Linked DNA regions of Homo sapiens: region 1 is linked to region 2. Evidence: chromatin contacts called from ENCODE Hi-C data. All regions are on one chromosome and are shown on one strand. Each heading gives the region's core, a stretch centred on a gene start or an enhancer-like site at or near the end of the contact. The rest is flanking DNA. Distances are from core to core; before and after follow the strand shown.

Region 1 (2,700 bases), core at 113-2,612, 500 kb before region 2:
TAACATTAGGTGATCACAATCTAGCGAGATGGGGAAAATCTATGAAAGTCAAACACATTAATAAACAGACTAAAGCTGTTCTGAGAAACATATGTGGCCAGGCGCAGTGGCTCTTGCCTGTATTCCCAACACTTTGGGAGGCCAAGGTGGGTGGATCATTTGAGATCAGGAGTTTAAGACCTGCCTCGTCAATATGATGAAACCCCATCTCTACTAAAAATAAAAAATTAGCCAGGCATGGTGGCACACACCTGTAGTCCCAGCTACTAAGGAGGCTGAGGTGGAAAAATTGCTTGAACCTATGAGGCGGAGGTTGCAGTGAGCCGAGATGGAACCACTGCACTCAGGCCTGGGCGACAGAGTGAGACCCTGTCTCAAAAAAGAAAAAGAAAAAGAAAAAAGAAAAACATATGTGAACATTTTAACAAGTGCAAAAAAAAAAGCACTTGAAAGTCCTAAACCAAGTTAAGACTGATAGGGAAAAAAAAAAAAATTATCAAAATTTATCAAAGCCTTTATAACAAATACCATGCTTGAAAATGAGCTTAAAGTCCCAGATTAGGGCCAAAACAAAGACGCCCACAAAATCACTACAATTTATTTGCTTTGCATTCATGTATTTTGTAAAATATTTTAAAACATTGAACTGTGGGCGGGGCACAGTGGCTCACGCCTGTAATCCCAACACTTTGGGAGGCTGAGGCAGGCAAATCACAAGGTCAAGAGTTCGAGACCAGCCTGGCCAACATGGTGAAACCCCATCTCTACTAAAAATACAAAAATTGGCCGGGCATGGTGGTGTGTGCCTGTAATCCCAGCTACTCAGGAGGCTGAGGCAGAAGAATCGCTTGAATCCGGGAGGCGGATGTTGCAGTGAGCTGAGATCACGCCACTGCACTCCAGCCTGGGCGACAGAGCAAGACTTCATCTCAAAAGAAAAAAGAAAAACAAACAAAGACAAAAAAACCCCACTGAACTGTGAGACTATTGATGCTATATGCCAAGGGCCAATGACTTTTTTTAATCCCTTTGGTAATATACATCCTGAAAACATTGTCAATCTGGATCAGATAATACCTGTTCCAAGTTTAGTTTAAAAAAAACAAACATTCATTATAAAATTTAGAAAAACTGAGTTTTGGTCAAGGCTTTGTCTTTAAAATTACTATTGTGACTTTTGACAAGTGAATTCATTTTTCTGGGCCTCAGTTTTCTCCTTTATAAAATGAAAAGGGGGCAGTTACTGGGTAATCTCTGGGGTCCTTTTCAATACTAATATCAGTTGTCCAAGATGAACTGTGAAGTCCTAATCGAGTATAATAACAAATCAACTTGAAATTGCCACTAGAGGGTGTCCTGCTCCAGGGCGGTATGCATGCCATAGGCTAATCTACAAAGCCAAGGGTGTATTTCTAGCATTTTACTGGTGCCTCAGTATTCCAACAGCTAAAGGATTATGGGACTCTGATTCAATTACTAACTCGTTCAGAACTGACGGTAGTCTTGCATCTGTATCAAAGCTAGTAATTGGGTAGAAAGCTGAAAGAAGACAGGATGTATGGAAAATTTTACAGAAACCCAGTGGAATTCTGAACATGGAGGAGGGAAGGTAGAGAATATGGAAAACCTAACCTAAAAGGGAAGGTTCATGGATGATGACAAGAGATTAAAGTCAATGATAACATCTAATCTAATAATCAGTATTAAATGACAGAGTCATCTCAGGAACATTTAAGTCACCTAAATTAATTACCTCTCTTTTTCCTCTTGATAGAGAAAATAGCCCTAAAATACAAGGCTATAATCATGATTATGTAATAGGTGCTTTAAATTCTTCTATTTTCTATTTTTTCTTGCTTGAAAGTTAAATATCATCTAAATAAAAATATTCACTAATCAGAATGACAAAATTAATGTAACTACTTTGTTGATTTTGACTAGCATTTTCTATTAGAATGAGTTGAGTACATTATCTCAAAGATACTCAAAGAATAATAAATAAGATGGCAGTTTCTCCAAAAAATAATCTTGGTATTAATATTTAAGACTACTAGCACACAACACTGTTTAATAGTACAGAAAGGCTAATGAATATACCTGAAAACTACCATGAAAAGTGTGCTTAATAAGGTAATTTGCTGAATTCTACCGAGAATCATTAAACAGTGCTAAAAGAGAATTTCAGCACCACTCAAAACAGCTAAAAAGACTGAGAAGAGTTCAAGTTACTGAGGTATTTAAAACACCAATAATGGCAGTTGGTTTAAGACCAAAAGTTATAACGCCTTTTAGGAGCTTTTATGCCTTGGGAGGGGCTGACGTTTCACACATCAAAGTTTGTCACCCAAGCAAAGCACAATTAATTAAATGGACACACAATCCAACCTTTTATATGTTTACAGTATAAAATTTTCCCAATAATTTTACAAAACTGGTTTTGAGATTCTATAGGCTGTAACTTTATGAAAACTTACTTCAGCATTATAAAACAGTTTTCAAAATCAATTCTACAAGATCCCAGATTCTGCCACTTTATGTTAAAAAGACTTTCCAGTGTATTGTACACCTGCAGCCATGTGTTCCTGTAAGTCTGTTATTATTCTTTACTTTTTACCAATTCTATTAGATTATCATTATTTGTTACCTGATCATACTCCAAGGCTCCTGGGTAGAGCGGCCATCCAAGAAATAATTCTGCAA
Region 2 (2,700 bases), core at 176-2,675:
GATCCAGAGTACTGACACTGAGTGGGGAAGCACCATGAATAGTCAGGGAGAAGGATGCTGAGAGACAGAGGCTTTTTTTTTCTTCTGGTTTTACTAGGTTAGGCTTTTAAGATATAGGCAGGAAACAAACTGTTAATGATCTGAAACCTAAAAACTGTGGACTTCCAGGTTAGCAAGCCCCAAACCTAATCTTTTCTCAACTAGCTGCTTTTATCTAGACAACTAGACCATCTGAAGTCAAAAAGGACCTCAGAGATCATTTTACGCCCCACCCGCATCACTTTTACAGATGAAGACATTCAAGCCAAACGGGATTAAGTTATCTCGCCCAGGGTCTCGCAAGTCCAGACTAGATCCTGGACTCCCCGTTCGCCTCTCCAGGAAGAACAAGTAATTATGCTTATTATAATCGCCACACAGCTTCATCTAGAGAAATGTCACTCACTGATTTTCAGAAGCTGAAATAGGTTTTCCATTCAATTAACCACAAACTAGGTCTTACGTATATACTTATTAAAGGAGACTCACAGACATCAAATTCTATAAATTGCAGTTAAAGAACATAAAAAAACACAACCTTGCCAAATATGCCACAAATTAAACTAAAGGATATTTTAGTGTTTCTATGATTGCTGGGGGTATGTAATTTCAAATACTGCACTTTCTCACTGAGATCTGTGCTATGCGGCTCTGGGTTCCAGGGACGTTTTAGTGCTTACCTTCTTCTCCCGCATGCTTAGAAGCCTTTGGACCTCTTGCGCAATGAGGAAACCCCAGGGTAACTGTGGGCAGTTGGCTGAGTAGAACCAGAAGCGTAAACATAGTCTGGCAACTGTCAAACAAACTAAAACAAACAAAAAAAAATATTAAAAAAAAAAGGCCCCTAGCTCAGCACTTTGAGTTTCTGTCGAACTGAATCACCAACCTGTTGTACTCAAAGCCTAGGCGCAAGAGCGCCCGGCGCGCGGTTTCGGTCGCCGGAACCCGACGCGCGCCCAGGAAGCAGCCCCTGAGAGCGCCTGGGACAAACGCCGTGCCCAGTGACCCTGCCGAGGGCTGATCGGGCACCTGTCGCCGCGGGCAACCCTCGCTATGTGTTCGAATCCAACCCAGTCCGCCGAGGTGGCCCCTTCCAGGTAACCCCCTCCCCGCCGAGGTCCTGCCGCCAGGCCTCGTACCTGTGTCCCCCCGCACATGTTCCAGCAGCCCCCGGGCCAGAGGCTCTTCTTGGGGCGGTTCCTTCGGCCGCCAGGCCCTCGGTCTCCGGCGCCCTCAAACCTCGGCGACGCTCCGGGCCTCGCTCTCCGCAGGGTCTGGATGGCCCCCGCGCGCAAACCTGGGAAGGGCCTGGGGTTCGCAGAGGGGCGCCCGGGGAACACGCGCGGGGTGAGGTCCTGCCTCGGTCCGGGGAGGCGGCCGACGGAGGACGGGAGGAGGCGGCTACCTGGGGACACCTGGCCGCGCCCCACCTCCCGGGGGCCGGGCCTACCTGCGGCGAGCGGGCGGGCAGTGGGCCGGCGTCTCCCGGGAGCCCGCGCTGCGCTCTCAGCCGCCCCAGCTTCTGCCCCATCCCCGGGCGGGCCAGCCGCCTGCCGCCAGTTCTGGCCCCGCCTTGGCGGCGCGGGTGGCTGCTTTTCGATTTGTGTCTGCACTCGGCGTTCTCAATGATCCTAATTCAGGAAGCATTTCGGTTCTCAGTCTTAAGCAGAGCGCCCTCGGCGCGTCCAGGGCTTTTCGCTTTGGGTCCCACTGGGCCAGGAGTCCTGTGGTTACCTTAGGTCAACTGTTCTCAAAAGGGTGGTCCGGGGACGAGGACAAGATATTCATCAGACAAAATACCCTTTATTCGTGATAAGAAATGGAAATGACCTTACAAGTAATTGATTACATTGGTTCTCCAATGGTGGTCCGCCAGGTCTGGGATGTCTCCAAGATCTTTTCCAGGGGTCTCTGAGGGCAAAACTATTTCCATTATAGTAACAATAAATGATTTGCCATTTTCACTTTCATTCTCTCAAGAGTGTACAGTGGAAATTTCCAGGGGCTATTTGAAGTGTAATAACGTCATCATTCTGTCTCCTAATAGAATACCTGAGTGAGCGTGCTTGTATTTTCTGGTATTTTCCATAGTAGTATGTTTACATTATCAGTATGTACATTTTATAGAGATTTATGTAGATTTATAGAGATTAATAAAATTTGTTCTCAGTACTTGTGAACTTAATTTTTTTTCTTTCCTTTTTTCTTTTTCAGAGTAGGGGGTCTCACTTTGTTGCCCAGGAACTCCTGGGCTCAAGAGATCCTCCTGTCTCATCCTCCAGAGTAGCTGGGACTACAGGTGTCCACCAACTCTCTTGGCTACTGCTTTTGTACTTTGATTAGTTCTATTTGTTCATATCTACTAGGATAGCTATAACCTCATTTTTCTGAAGTAATTATCTTGAAATCTTGATCTTTTCCTTGAGTCTATGCATAAACATAACAAAAAGTAAGCTTTGTTGTCTTGATTTCAAATAATATTTTGAAAATTTCTCAGTTTTAATGTTAGATAATAAATATCATTAGATAAAATTCACATAAGTGAAAGCTCTTTGGGGTCCTTGATAATGTAAAAGAGCGTAAAAAGGTCTTGATTAAAGACTTCAAAAACTGCTGCATCAAGTAATGAAGGCAGCAGGTGGACAGAGTACCTATGCCAGG

The links. A loop is a pair of places that touch in the nucleus more often than their neighbours do. Pooled maps may share reads with other maps.
Region 1: a pooled map shows a loop between it and region 2 (4-fold over the local background). The contact joins the enhancer-like site here to the promoter of PRRG4 in region 2. A Hi-C loop is called at or near these places in 4 of 37 single-sample maps with no recorded cell type and 2 of 50 pooled maps.

The regions. Positions count from the first base shown.
Region 1 is chr11:33,328,578-33,331,277 of GRCh38, reverse strand. HIPK3 (homeodomain interacting protein kinase 3) reads right to left here. Exons shown (of 17, transcript NM_005734.5): 3 at 2,645-2,700. Among named protein-coding and RNA genes, the nearest start is that of KIAA1549L, 46 kb to the left of the region's middle. Within about 2 kb of position 1,362, at least 2 of the 41 ENCODE cell types and tissues checked have a DNase peak (open chromatin) inside an H3K27ac peak, as active enhancers do.
Region 2 is chr11:32,828,652-32,831,351 of GRCh38, reverse strand. It overlaps PRRG4 (proline rich and Gla domain 4), which reads right to left and starts at 1,425. Exons shown (of 6, transcript NM_024081.6): 1 at 1,179-1,425; 2 at 720-844. The coding sequence starts at 822. It also overlaps a transcript of CCDC73 not described here. RefSeq lists enhancers at 729-788, 799-848 and a silencer at 1,269-1,648.